Regions from separate parts of the Homo sapiens genome. Here region 1 is linked to region 2. Evidence: read pairs that join two places in POLR2A ChIA-PET (ENCODE). Cell type or tissue: GM12878. All regions are shown on one strand.

What was found. Peaks named below come from ENCODE experiments on the same cell type or tissue, not always from the same donor. Only the 100,000 strongest peaks of a DNase experiment are listed, where the experiment ranks them.
Region 1: POLR2A ChIA-PET joins it to region 2 with 10 read pairs; 2 of 35 experiments call an interaction of 5 or more read pairs at or near these places.

Annotation. Positions count from the first base shown.
Region 1 is chr6:81,863,956-81,871,955 of GRCh38, forward strand. All of the region lies in intron 3 of LINC02542 (long intergenic non-protein coding RNA 2542), which reads right to left. Among named protein-coding and RNA genes, the nearest start is that of LINC01526, 54 kb to the left of the region's middle. In GM12878, no CTCF peak of the experiment used is centred here; no DNase peak of the experiment used is centred here.
Region 2 is chr6:81,993,370-82,001,369 of GRCh38, forward strand. All of the region lies in intron 3 of LINC02542 (long intergenic non-protein coding RNA 2542), which reads right to left. Among named protein-coding and RNA genes, the nearest start is that of LINC02542, 100 kb to the right of the region's middle. In GM12878, no CTCF peak of the experiment used is centred here; DNase peaks (open chromatin) are centred at 3,209 and 4,302.

The DNA.
Region 1 (8,000 bases), 130 kb before region 2:
GACCCATTAAGATAGGATCCTTTATGAACAGGACACAAAATGTATTTGCCAACTTTACACTTTAGTTCATGGTATGATACCCAGTATTAACTCTGGTACCATTTCTAGCTTAACCAGTTATGAAGTTGAGACTATGATTCTAAAACACTTATGAAGTTGAGACTATGATTCTAAAACAAACCTCATCCAAGCAAATATATTATAAATTTGAATCTACAAATTAGGATAAATACAGTATAATAGTGTAAAACTACAAGTTACACACACAACAAAAAAAGTCCCCAGAATTAGCTCAAAATTTCATAGAAGGAAACTTAAATTGCCATATTTACCAGAATGTAGGTAAATATTTGCCTCCATTGTCAATTGGTGCAAATATTTAAACAGCATAGGTACCTGTTTACTTAAAAGGTTGGCGTTGATTCCCTTGTTACTATAGGAGATAGTTAAAGTTGATTTCGTGCTCTAACTAAAAGCTTTCATATCTCTACTCTTGGGAGGAGTGGATGAATTCTACTACTGAAAGCTAAGGAGTTCTCTATGTGTTCAGGCCCTATCAATATGTTTGTCTGAATCATTTCTAACAATGTTAGTAGTTACTCTAGGTAACCAGGAATTGTTTTATTTTTTGGATATTGTACACATTTACTCTGGCACATGCACCAGAATTCAAGGGAGAAAACAATATAAAATTAGCAACTAGGTGCTTTGGTATGTATCTTAAGTGGACTAGTCACTATTTCCTGGAAATTCATACTAGTTTACACTTACATTAATTGCACACTCTGTTCTGGATGCTTGGAACACCCTTTCTTTTCCCAACAATGCATTTCTGTTTACCTCCTGAAGACTCAATTTCCTTTATCTTTCCTTCAGTATTAGAGAAAACTATATGTAGACTATATATATGTTAAATGGCAAACTGCTTTGTCATTTAACAACATGTGGAGATTATCTCATATTCTATCATATTCTATTAGCATATATAGATGTATTTTTAATGTACTACAAAGTTTTCCATTACATTACATAAAACAATTTATTCAGTCCCTTATTGGCACTATTAGTAGTGTCCAGTTTGTGCAATAACGAAAAAGGCTGCAAAAGATTGTAAATTGGTGTATCTTTATGTGTGTGTCTTTGAACATATGAAATTATAGCTAGAAATTGCTGTGTTTAAAGGGCATATTTATTTTAAATTTTGGTACCAATTTCCAAATTGCTCTATCAAGGGCTTACAACAACAGAAATAGGATTTACGAATGTTTCTTTGCCCATCCCAGAGCCAACACCCTACTATCAAACTTGATTTATCTTTGTACATCTGACTAGTGAAAAGTAGCATATTATTCTTAGTTTTTTAAAAATATGAGTCATTTAGATTCATTTTCTAGACTTTCTAAGGTTTTGTGTTCTATGTTGAACTACTTCAACCCATTTTTAGAAGTTCATGCACAGTTTGATAATATGAATATTTATTAATAATCTAACCTACAATCAGAATTTTTATTTTACTTTATTATTTTCTTTCTCACACTCTGTCTGCATCTTTTGTATTTATCTTTGTTAAAGCTTCTCTTGTTTGTTTCAGCCATTCTGCCAGCCTGTGTCGTGATGCCATCATCCACTGCATTAATTCCCCTCCCAGCCTTGTGCTCGCATCCTTCCATAAGAGCAACTGTCATTTTCTTCATTCAGATTTCTGGCCTTATGTGCTGTGGCCAGAACCCATCCAGATGACATGCTGTGGCCCTCAACTGAGGCCTTGCCCATCCTGACAGAATATCCCACGTGGCCTCTTATGCCCACCTCTAAGCTCTGAAACATGCTTGGGAGAAATCTCCTGCATAGGAACCATAGACGGAGATGTTTCTGCAGTATTTAAATGACAGTTGTTTACCCCCACCTCTCACCACTCATCATGCCTTCTCCTGGTTGTTTTAGTCAGCTGTATAATCAATCCTGATGAGTCATATCTTCACTACTGAGGGAAAGGGAATGGGAGAAAAGCTGAGGGAAACAGCTTCCTGATTTAGTTTATAAATCCACTGACTAAAAGAACAGACACTCTTGGTTTGTTTTTCCACCAACTCACACTTGAATGTTACGGAGTCATCTGATTTATCAAATACATTCACATTTTTTATTTCCTTTAAAGTGGCAGCTTTACTTAATAAAAAATAAAAACTGATCATCAATTGAATAAACCTAATTCAACTCTCCTTGCCCTTTTCTTCATGACTTACTATGGTCATCTTATTTTCATCTGCAGATGATTCAAACTTATTGTAATTCCTTCATATCCTTCCAAATCTTTTCCCCGAATCTTTTTAATTTGGGAGTTCTATCTAGACACACCCAGAGAGCTGGGTCTCAGGGCCCAGGAGATGTCCAAATCCCCTCTCCAGAGGGCAAAAGTATAGGGTAGGCAGGAAATGATCTACTTCTTTAAAATCACAGCATGTCTAGACTTATGCCCAAATACATCGGTTCATGATAAAGTAGTAAGTAGGACTTTTGTGGAAAAATACATGGTAGAGAAAACAACACAGAAGCTTACATCCTTTGAAAATTGGACATTGCATAGGGTTCAGGAATTGTCTAGCCACAGGTTGTTTACATGTGGTCTGAGCATTTTCTTAATGTGATCCTGTACTTAAGTGTATATAGGTTCAGCCAGAAAAGAGAAAGATGAACATCAAATTGTTGCAATGCCAGAAGAAAATTATAGGGTGTTCCCATGTTTGAAAGATCACTAGTTTTCACCATTGGTTTGGAGCAATGAATTATCCATAAATAAAAACCTTAGAGATCTCTGACCAAAAACATATACTTTGTTTACAAAAAGTACAAGTTCAATGAGTAGCCACTCCTATCAAAAAGATTAAGTGTATTCAATTTGAAAAAAAAGTTAGAGAAAGTAAAAGCATGAAGTAGCTTTGGAAATTTTCTGCCAACATATTCTAGAGTTTTCTTTCCCATACTGACTTATTTTATAACCAAAAAAAAAAAAAAAGAAGAAGAACTTTTGTTTTTGTTTTTCCTTTGTTTCGTTTTGAGACAGGGTCTTGCTCTGTTGCCAAGGCTGAAGTGCAGTGATGTGATCACTGTAATTCCAGATTCCTGAGATAAAGTGATCCTTCCACCTCAGCCTCCCAAATAGCAAGGACTACAAGTATATGTCACCACTCTGAGCTAATACTTTTTCTTATTTGTAGAAACAAGGATCTCACTATGTTGCCTAGGCTGCTCCAACTCCCAGCCTTAAGAGATCCTCCCACCTGAGTCTCCCAAAGAACTTGGCTTACAGGCATGTGCCACCTTGCCTGGACAGAAAAAGCTTTTAATAACTAATTCTATTTAGGAAAGTCTGTAAATAATGATGGCTTTCATTTATTGATTGCTTACTCTGTGCAAGACACTATACTAAGAAGTTTACATGCATCATCTCATATGATCTTCAAAGTAACCCTGTACATTGGTCAACACTGGCCCCACAAATCTATGACAAATAGAAATTCAACACAATTGACAACTCAAAAGTTTATTTCTGACACACAAAAGTTTATTCTAATCCAGTGTGGGTCAGGTAAATTTCCAGGGTAGTCATCCTCAGATTTCACATCACTGCAATACAAAACAGCTACACATTGCACCGCAGCTTTCAAATTCTTTGGACTAGAAGTGGCACACATCACTTTTATTAACAGCCCACTGACCAGAATTACTTGTATGTCTAAATGTAACTGCAAAGGAGGTGGGAAATGTGAGGAAGCACATGGATATTTACTGAGCAGTATATTTTCTATATTCTATAGAGTAGGCATTATCTCCATTTTATAGATAAAGAAACTGAAGTGTATCTATAAATTTACAGCTACAGAGAAGCAGATCTCTAATTCAAACAATAAACTGCATCAGCTGTTCAAATATTGGAACCACCTTTGTTTTGCTGATAGTGGTAAGGCTGCCTTACTTATCTTTGCATCTTATATAATAACTAGATAGAGATCAACAAATGCATTTAATGTAGATATAATATGACTTTTTATGAACTGAATAATGTGATTATTTCTTAAACCCTCAATTATAAATAAAAGATTCTCATACTTGTTATCTCTATCATCCCAAACACAGATCTCATACTAAGTGCTCAATTAGTAAGTATGGATTGGTTGATTGACTGAAACAATTTTCAGCTTCCCATTAATACTTTCCATTTGGACTAGTTATTTGTATTTTCACCTTCTAATGGCAGAGGTAAAATATCCTAAATAAAGCCAAAGACTTTTCTGGAAAAAGAAGAGAGTTATTTATTCTAATTTTTCTAGATTTACCTGATGATTTTCAACTTGGGTAAAGAAAAAAGCACTTTAAAGTTATTGAAAGCTGACACATACCACAGAGTAGCGGAAAAGAAAACATTGTTACCAGCCAATCATTATGATTTTATATGATTTGGTTGTCTTCTTTTTAACACATTATTTTCAGTTTCTAGGACAGCCATAATTTTGCATGAGTTTATACCAGATTTCTTGCTCTGCCTTTATGTATTTTTTAAACTTTCTATTCTTTTTAATATTCTTCTATCCTCTTATTTTGTTTTTGAAAGTTTCTTCATCTCTCTTCTGGTATGTTATTTATCTTTTAAAATAATGTCCAATTTAGTATTTATATGCTATTTTGTTGAGGGTTTTTGTTGTTAACTGTTTCTTTCTTCTTGATTGTCCAGATGTTTTCACTTTACAGCTTTAACTGGACCTCCTTTTACCTCTAATATCCCTGACACTGTTCTTAGCATGACTACATACTCAAGTGATGCTTAAGTGGACTTGTAGGATGGTAGCATCAAGTCTATTTACAATCTCAGTCCTAATTTATGTTTCTTTTTTTTTTCAGCTTTCCATTATAATGGGTTTTTTGTCCTTTATTCTGTTCTTCCAAAGAGATCACACATTTTCTCTAACTTCCCGTTCTTAATTATGTAATGCGTTTAACACCCGGTTTGTGATATAACTTTACCCGTCTGTTTCTGTATAACTTCTATATAATTGTGTGTTGATGAAGAATATGTTCTTCATTTCTTTTTCAATTATGTATCTTTATATAAATTCATCTATTGATAATTAAGCATTTTGAATAAAATGAGCAGATAACCAAACCTGTTAAGCATAAGCTGTTTTGTTATTATTGTTTTTATATTCAAGAGTAATTAAAATCGAAGACATTAGTTATATCATGAGTTTCTTTTGGTCCAATGGATTACTTTCTTAAAAATTGTCAAGCTAATTACTAGGTAATTCAGCATTGACAAAATAATTGTTATAAAAATAAGTTTGGGTAGCTGTCAAGATAGCCAAATAGAAACAACTCTGATACGCAGCTCCCAGCAAGATCAATGCAGAAGGCAGGTGATTTCTGCATTTCCAACTGAGGTACCCAGCTCTTCTCATTGGGACTGGTTAAACAATGGGTACAGCCCACAGATGGCGATCCTAAACAGGGTGGGGCATCCCTCACCCAGGAAGTGCAAGGGGTCAGGGAACTCCCACCCCTAGTCAAGGGAAGCCGCGAGGAACTGTGCCTTGAGGAACTGTGCATTCTGGCCCAGAAACTAAGCTTTTCCATGGTCTTCGCAACCCGCAGACCAGGAGATTCCCTCGGTTGCCTACACTACCAGGGCCCTAGGTTTCAAGCACAAAACTGGGCGGCCATTTGGGCAGACACCAAGCTAGCTGCAGGAGATTTTTTTCATACCTCACTGGCGCCTGGAATGCCAGCGAGACAGAACCGTTCACTCCCCTGGAAAGGTGGCTGAAGCCAGGGAACTAAGTGGTCTAGCTCAGTGGATCCCACCCCTAGGGAGCCCTGCAATCTAAGATCCACTGGCTTGAAATTCTCGCTGCCAGCACAGCAGTCTGAAGTTGACCTGGGATGCTCGAGCCTGGTGGAGGGAGGAACGACTGCCATTACTGAGGCTTGAGTAGGCAGTTTTCCTCTCATAGTGTAAACAAAACCACGAGGAAGTTCATACTGGCTGGGGTCCACTGCAGCACCACAAAGCTGCTGTAGCCAGAATGCCTTTCTAGATTCCTCCTCCCTGGGCAGGGTATCTCTGAAAGAAAGGCAGCAGCCCCATTAAGGGGCTTATAGATAAAACTCCCATCTCCCTGGGACAGAGCACGTGGGGGAAGGGGTGACTGTGGGTGCAGCTTCAGCAGACTTAAACATTCCTGCCTGCTGGCTCTAAAGAGAGCAGTGGATCTCCCAGCACAGAACTGGAGCTCTGCTAAGGGACAGACTGCCTCCTCAAATGGGTCCCCGACCCCCGTGCCTCCCGACCCGGAGACACCTCCCAGCAGGGGTCAACAGACACGTCATACAGGAGAGCTCGGGCTGGCATCTGGCAGGTGCCCCTCTGAAATGAAGCTTCCAGAGGAAGGAACAGGCAGCAATCTTTGCTGTTCTGCAGCCTCCACTAGTGATACCCAGGCAAACAGGGTCTGGAGTGGATCTCCAGCTAACTCCAGCAGACCTGCTGCAGAGGGGCCTGACTGTTAGAAGGAAAGCTAACAAACAGAAAGGAATAGCATCAACATCAACAAAAAGGATGTCCACACAAAAACTCCATCCAAAGGTCACTGGCATCAAAGACCAAAGGTAGATAAATTCACAAAGATGAGGAAAAACCAGCGCAAAAAGCCTGAAAATTCCGAAGACCAGAATGCCTCTTTTCCTCCAAAGGATCACAACTCCTTGCCAGCAAGGAAACAAAACTGGGTGGAGAATGAGTTTGACAAATTGACAGAAGTATTCTTCAGAAGGGGGTAATAACAAACTCCTCCAAGCTAAGGGAACATGTTCTAACCCAATGCAAGGAAGCTAAGAACTTGAAAAAAGGTTAGACAAATTGCTAACTAAAATAACCAGTTTAGAGAAGAACATAAATGACCTGATGAAGCTGAAAAACACAGCATGAGAACTTCGTGAAGCATATACAAGTATCAATAATCAAATTGATCAAGCGGAAGAAAGGATATCAGAGATTGAAGATCAACTTAGCAAAATAAAGCATGAAGACAAGATTAAAGAAAAAAAGAATGAAAATGAATGAACAAAGCCTCCAAGAAATATGGGACTATGTGAAAAGACCAAACCTATGTTTGATTGGTGTACCTGAAAGTGATGAGGAGAGTGGAACCAAGTTGGAAAACACTCTTCAGGATATTATCCAGGAGAACTTCCCAACATAGCAAGACAGGCCAACATTCAAATTTAGGAAACACAGAGAACACCACAAAGATAATCCTAGAGAAGAGCAACCCCAAGACACATAATCATCAGACTGACCAAGGTTGAAATGAAGGAAAAAATGTTAAGGGCAGCCAGAGAGAAAGATCGGGTTACCCACCAAGGGAAGCCCATCAGACTAACAGCTGACCACTCTGCAGAAACCCTACAAGCCAGAAGAGAGTTGGGGCCAATATTCAACATTCTAAAAGAAAACAATTTTCAACCCAGAATTTCATATCCAGCCAAATTAAGTTTCATAAGTGAAGGAAAAATAAAATCCTTTACAGACAAGCAAATGCTGAGGGATTTCATTACCACCAGGCCTGCCTTACAAGAGCTCCTGAAGGAAGCACTAAACATGGAAAGGAAAAACTGGTACCAGTCACTGCAAAAATGTACCAAATTGCAAAGGCCATTGACACCATGAAGAAACTGCATCAACTAATGGGCAAAATAACCACTTAGCATCATAATGATAGGATCAAATTCACACATAACAATATTAACCTTAAATGTAAATGGGCTAAATGGCCCAATTAAAAGACACAGACTGACAAACTGTGTAAAGAGTCAAGACCCACTGGTGTGCTGTATTCAGGAGACCCATCTCATGTGCAAAGACACACATAGGCTCAAAATAAAGGGATGGAAGAATATTTACCAAGCAAATGGAAAGCAAAACAAACAAACAACAACAAGAAAAAAAA
Region 2 (8,000 bases):
ATTATGTTTTAATTTGAAGAATTGCCTTCAAAGAATGCTATAGAATCCAACAGTTTTATAAGCAAGATCCTTCAACTGTCAAGGAACAGATATTTCTTACGATCTATAAGCCATTTTGGAGTACTAAAACATTTGGAATGCTATTTTTAATACATTTAGTGAAGCAAAGCCATTCCCAATATCAAAATTTCACAAAATTAAAAGGACAAAGATGTAAAGAGAAAGCTATACACAATTTTGGTTAGAAACGCTAGGACTGGGCAGGAGTCCTAAGAAATAGAGTGTAACAGAACATTAGCAAATAACATTTCACATCAGTGGGAAAGGGTGATTTGTTAAAAATGGTGCTGAGATTCAGGTTCATTTTGAAATAAAATAATTTAGATGTATTCACATATACCAAGTTAAATAATCCAAATGAATAAAATTTAAGTGTAAGAGGTGAAAGTATAAAAGAACTAGAAGAAAATTTAGAAACACATTCATACCACTTTGGAGTGGGGAAGACATTTCAAACTATAGCAAAGAAGAAAACGTAAAGGGAAAAGTCTTCCTAGTAAGACTTGGGACTTTATCATTTCGGTCATATTTTTTTCTCTTCACTACTTAAAATTACATTCTTCTGCCTGGGAATATTATATTTTTCTTGTTAAAAATCATAACTTGCCTAAGTCTAGGTTTTAGTAGGCATAATCATTGCCTAGCTAAATTTCAGCTTTTCAAAGTTGAAAAATGAACCAGACGAGGAAGACTTTATGGAAAAAAAGCAGAAACAAAATTACAATGGAAAAGATTGACTAAATAAAAATGAAAGTTTCTAATACCAAAGATTAAATTAAAAGGCAAATCATAAACTATGAATGTATTTGCAACAAATATCACAGCGATAATATCCTTAATAAAATAAAACACAAATTTCCCAACAACTGAGAGTTCAATGAATTATAAATTATTTGCATAAAGAATTATTAACCATTAAAATAGTTTTCATGAGGAAATGGGCATGATTTTTTATTAAATGGAAGACTAATACAAAATCATATATCCATATAGATATATAGACATAGATATATCTCAATTCCAAATGCTTATATGCACTATATGTTCTCATTCATAATATACATCTGTATACCATATGTAAATTTATATTCATATGTTTAGACACATGCATTTATTCATTGTGGCAACAAAGCAAATATTAGTTTGCTAATATTTCGACAAAGTGATGTTGAAATTATAAATGCATTTCTTTTTATTTTATCTTTATAGATTTATCTACTTGAATTACTTTCATAATACAAAAGTATATAAACAGTTTTTTTAAAAAAAGCAATTCACTATCTGGCAACTACTCTCTCCCATGCTCCAGTGGAAGTATCTTCCCTGGGGTTCAATTTAATGTTACACCTTCAAACTTTATAGAGGGCAACATAAAAGGTACTTTGTTCAACATTTTACCTGGGTATTGCGTGATTTTGTGCTTAAAACACTGACTGCTGTGTTCCTCCAAACCACCTATGTAAGAAACTGCATGACAGATTCCTCCTAGAGCTTGGTTCCTGTGATTATTTTAACCAACAATAAAATTATATCCAAACTATTTCAGCTTTGCCTGAGCTACCAGGAAACACAAAGAGGCAAACTCAATGTCCTGTTATAAAAAAGGTTTTATTTTAACAGTCTAAAAACATGTCCTCTCTCTGTCCCTTACAGATGCTTGCTGCTCTACTCTTCTTTCTAATCCTACTTGTAACTTTTACATTAATATAGTTTTATATGGCACATCAAACCCCTTTAGGAAAAGGTGAATGTAAATTGTAAATAAAACATGACTTGGTCATTCTAAGAGGGGTAACAGAAAATGTTTCATCTGCTTTAAGTCATGTTGATGCATTACAGCATCATCTTAACTCTACTCACCTGAAAAATTTCCACATCTAAGCTCTAAAAACCTTTAAAAAGGTGGCAAATTGGAGAATAGCATAAAGCCATTAGATTCATGTAGTCTTTGTTTTTGTAGTGAGCTTATTAGTGATGGCCTTTTGGTTTAAACACTGCCTTTAAGCCTTCGATCCTGGATGCCACCAGGTAATTCATGTTTAAAGAGTCCAAAAAGAAGTATGCACAGTAAAATCATTATCTCCACAATTAATACTTCCACATTACATCAAATAAATATTGTAAAGCATTTGCCACGTGCTGAGACTTGCTGGGCAGTGGGAATAAATGGAGACTACCAAAAGCACTGGACCTGCCATGAAAGAGCACAGTATTCCTCTTCTCTCTGATCTGGCACAGGGCATGATCTTTGTTGATTTTGTTCTTCCATGTCTTACTCTCTGAACCATGATGATGACTAAATTCTGAATCTAATAGGAATCAGATTTCAGATAATTCCCTAAAGCAGTCTGCCAACATTGCAGTAAGAGCAATTAAAGGAATCAGGAAAGTAGAATGCTGCTTTCATTTCATTAGGAGGGTAATATTAATCTAATCTTTGGACAAAGTGAAAAACAACATTGGATAATTACTTTTCAGTTGAAAGATTTCACACTTAAATTTTTTAAATTCCCCCCAGTTGAATAGTTTATATCCACTACTTTCATTCCTCTCTATGCTCCCATCTCTTAAAGTAATCTGGTTTGGCTCCTCCTTCTTCACTGAACCTTCCCAAGAACCACAAATCTGCATTGTTGCTATCCTCAAAGGCCCTTTTTCTGTTTCTGTTTTGCCCTCTTTCTCCTTGCATTCCTTGTAGTTTTTAACATGTTTCATCTTGAAGTAATGCTATCAACCTCTGGGATGAGGCAGCATTTCCTGAAGCTATTCCTTCTTGTTGGTCACTTTGATGACTGCTTTTGTCAATCCTTCCCCACCTCCCCAAACACAGGCTTTTCACAAGGTTGGAACCTTTGCCCCCTCTCTCAAATATTCATACTACTTCTTCTGGAAAACTCATTGACTATTAATACTTCAATTATCATTTCTATATGTATGCCACCCAAATCTTTAGCTATCAAAGATGCAGGCCCACATCTCCAAAGACGAAGTGGTTGGTTCGCATAGACATCCCACCATTGCTTTTAACTCAATATATTTAAAATAAAATTTCTCATCTCCCCTAAACACACACTCACTCGATGACTATTTTGGTTCATAGGCCTCTCAAGCACCCAGACCTCATACCTCTGAGTCATCTCTGAAAACTGTTACTCAAACCATCAGGTTTAACTCAAATACTCATTTGAATTAGTTAGCTTGTTTTTTTGAGTGCTAAGTCTTGATTTTCTCATCTGTAAAATGGGGTTAAAGTAGAGGTCAGATGAGAAGGTCAGATCACAGGTGTGACTGTAATCAAGAACTTAGACTGCCGCATTCATACTGGATGCCATGTGCATATTAAATTGTTTCACTCAGGCCAGTACATGACATATAATACATACTCAATAAATATTTGCTGATCAAAAGAACGAATGAATAACTGATTGAGTTAATGTGACCTTTCCTTCTTTTGAATTCCTATTGCATTTACTGTCTGCTATATCATCCATTTGACTCAGATTATATACTACTCAGTCTCCTGTTAACATTTTAACTATATTTGACCTGACTTCTTGGATAGGCATTCAGATTCTTCAGATTAGACACCTAACTTACCCTTCCTTGTGTTTCTTACAGGGCCCAGCAAAGTCCTTAGACATAGCAGGCATGCACTACTATTTGACTTTATATCTCATTTATAAGTCTTAAATGTATATCAGCTAATTTTTTCCAGTAAAGGAAAGTGGTACACATTATTTTGCAAGCACATATTCTTGAGGCTTTTTAAATTTGTGACTCATACCTTGGTTCAGAAACTAACACTAAACAGTGATTTTAGTGGCATGATGAAAGAGGGTTTAGTCAGGCCTCCTCACTTTTCAGATTTGCTTCAGTTCAGCCATAAAATTCCTTCCCAGCTGTATACCAATAGCCAGGGGCATTTTTACCCCGATATAAAATGTAATCAAGCTGCTTCTAGCTATGTTAAAGTAATCTATATACTGTGGAATTACAACTACGCAGCATGCCAGAAATAAGAGAATTTTTTAAAATGTCTTACTTCACGATGGCATTTCTACACTCAAGCAAACAACTTTCCTGTCTTTCTTCCTCCTCTCTTAAAAAAAAAAACTTGCTCCTCAAGGGGAAAAAAAACAGTACCCACACACTGGCCAGCAGAGTAATTATGATGAAAGGGGAAATATGTACGTGTCAAACAGCACAGCACAGCTTGGGTTATCTGGTCTCTATGAAGAGAACTTTTCAGTTAAATGTGAGTGGGTGAAATTGCTGTGTCACCCACAAAAGTATTTTCATTACCAATTTCCTGGCAGACTTTTACTCACAGCTCTATCTTTATTACTCTGAATACTGGCACATTAAATATCCTAAGATCTAATAAAATAGAAATGAATGAATGATGGGCACTTCCCAGTCACATATGAGCCCAACAGGGTTTTGCATCTCATAAGTTACAAGTAACTCCCATGGGCCAGGCACATCAGAGACAGATTAGTATAATGGGCCTAAAGACTCAGTACATTTACCAGCTTGAGTGACTCTTTAATTTCTGTTTCTGAAATAAACTTCTCCTAGGTGTGGTTTTGACAGTTTGTGCTCCCTCAAACTCTCCTAATATAGAACTTTTAATATAGAGTGCTAATGGGGCAACCATGAAAAGTATGGATTCCTATATAATAGCCCTTTATTAGTTTTCTAGGTCAGCTTTAACGAAGTACCACAAACCGAGTGGCTCAAACAACAGAAATTTATTGTTTCACAGTTCTGGAGGCCTGAAACCTGAGATTAGGGTGTCAGCAGGATGTTCACCCCAAAGGCATCAACCTTAGAAGGATGGTTCCAGGTCTGTCTCCTAGCTTCTGGGAGTTCCTTGGATTTGGGGAGCCTAACTCCAATTTACACATGACATTCTTTCTGTGCGCATGTATCTCCATGTCCAAACTTCTCTTTGTTATAAAGATGCAATCTTCACCATAACTTGATCATCTACAAAGACCCTGTTTCCAAATAAGGTCAAATTTACAGGTACTGGGAGTTAGGACTTCAATATTTTTAGAGGGGACAGAATTCAAACCATAAGAATCCCCATTCAGTCAGTGTGGTTAATCCCAATACATGAGGGAGAGCAACAAAAGTCAACCTTAGCAACACAGATAAACAAGCAACATTGGTATTTGAAGCCACAGAAATGATAATGCCTTCCACTCTTCTGAATCATAATTCACATTTAGGTTAGATCAAATTTTGTTTTTTTTTCCTAAAAAGTAAGCAAAACTGTCTAAAATGAAGGAACGATGACTCCTAAATAATCATACAAACTAACTTTTCCCATATGAATCACCATGAGAATAAAAACTGGAGCATTATCAGCTATACATGAAGATAAATGGACATCTTATAATAATAATAAGAACAACGAAGGCTGGGCACGGTGGCTCATACCTGTAATCCCAGCACTTTGAGAGGCCAAGGCGGGCAGATCACCTGAGGTCAGGAGTTCAAGACCAGTCTGGCTAACATGGTGAAACCCTGTTTCTACTAAAAATACAAAAAATTAGCCAGGTGTGGTGGCACGCACCTGTAATCCCAGCTACTCGGGAAGGCTGAGGCAGTAGAATCACTTGAACCCAGGAGGTGGGGGTTGCAGTGAGCCGAGATTGTGCTCTTGCACTCCAGTTTCGGCAACAAGAGTGAAACTCCATCTCAAAAAAAAATTAATTAATTAAATAAAATAACAACAATGAAAACAGGGAGGGATGTCAGCAAGATGATGGATTAGGAGATTCTAGATGTCATGCCCCGCCAAAACACCAATTTTGGTAACTACCCATGGATGAGTATATCTTTGTGGGAATCACAGAGTCTAACTGATATTTCAGCACTCCAGGGGAACACAAAATCCAAGAGTGGACGCACTGAAAAGGCTAGACATAAATCCTATTAATCAGCTTTCACATTCCACCAAGAGGTTTGCCCGCAGAATGACTCACCTGAGGACCATCATAATCAGCTGACACATGCCTCCAGGACCCCACATGCCCTCCCCATGGACAGTACCCTGTGCATAGCCCACATAAAATCCCATTCATAGCACACATATCTCAACAGAAGGTGTGGATCTTAGCAGACAGCTCAACCCTGCTGATTTGAATAACCTTGAACATTGCCCTAGGAAAAATAAATGGGAGCCTCATAGCACCAGACCTGGTGTTGCAGAATCCAGAGACAGCACACAACCCCTAAAATTTCTCCTCTTATAGAGAACAAGAAGAGTAAAATTGATACATCCAGAAAAAGTCTGAGAGACTCCCAGAATCTCTAGCTGGGCTTGCTGGTGAAGGTCTTTCTCTCTTGAAGCCAGTCAGTAAAGAGTAGAGAAGACGATTACTTCTTCAAATGCAACAAGAGTAACACAAGTCTACAAGGAGCACAAAGAATCAAGGAAATATAGCAGCACCAAAGTAACAAAATAAAGCTCCAGTGGACTAACCCCAAAGAAAGGGAGATTTATAAATTCCATGATAAGTAAATCAAAATAGCCATCCTAAAGCTCAGTGAACTATGAGAGAGTGCAGAACACTAGACAAAATCAGGAAAACAATACATGAAAAGAAAATCGGAAGTTCAATAGAGACAGAGAAACCACAAAAAAAGAGCCAAACAAATTCTGGAGCCAAAGAATACAATGTCTAAAGTGAAAAAAAGAATAGAGAGCTTCAATAGAAGAATCAGTCAAGTAGAAGAAAGAACCAGCAAACACTAAGACAGATCATTTGAAATTACCCAGTCAGAGGAACAAAGATAATAACAATAATAATGAAAAGAGTGAAGAAAGCATATAGGACTTATGGGACACTGTCAAGCAGACCAATAAGCATATCATGGAAATCTCAGAAGGATCAGAGAAAAAGAAAAAGGCTAGAAGGTTATTTAAAGAAATGATGATGACCGGGTGTGGTGGTGCACACCTGTAATCCCAGCACTTTGAGAGGCTGAGCAGGGTGGATCACCTGAGGCCAGGAGTTCAAGACCAGCCTGACCAACATGGTGAAACCCTGTCTGTATTAAATACAAAAAATTACCCAGGCATGGTGGTGCATGCCTGTAATCCCAGCTACTCAGGAGGCTGAGACAGGAGAATCACTTGAACCTGGGAGGCAGAGGTTGCAATGAGCCAGGATCACATAATTGCACTCCAGCCTGGGCAACAACAATGAAACTTCATCTCAAAAAAAAAAAGAAAGAAAGAAAGAAAGAAAGAAATGATGACACAAAACTTCCCAGATCTGGAGCAGGAAATGAACATGTGGCTACATGAAACCCAAAGAACTCCAAATAGGTTGAGCATAAAGAGATCTTCATTGAGTCACATCTTAATCAAATTGTCAAAAATCAAAGTCAGAGAATTTTGAAATCAGCAAGAGAAAAGCTGCTCATCTCATCACTTACAAAGGAAGCTGCATAACATTATCAGAACATTTCTCAGGAGAAACCTTGCAGGCAGGAGAGAATGGAATGATATATTCAAAGTGTCAAAGGAAAACAATCACCAACCAAGTATATTGCATCCAGCAAGCTGTTATTCACTGGTCAAAGTAAATATAGAGTAAATTCACAGTACAATAATACTGTAATGATGGTGCAGAAATCATTTTTAGTCTAGTGTTAAGGTTAAAAAGACAGAAGTTTTAAAAAATATAGCTTCAATAACTTGTTAATGATTACATATTATAAAAAGATGTCAGTAGTGAAATCAATAACATAAAATGGGGTGAATAAAAGTTTAGAGTTTTCATATGTAATTAAAATTAAGTTGTTATAAGTTTAAAATACTGTTATAAGATGTTTTATGTAAGACTCATGATCATCACAAAGAAAAAATCTGTATTAGATGCACAAAAGATAAAGGAATAAAAGCATACCACTACAAAAAAATC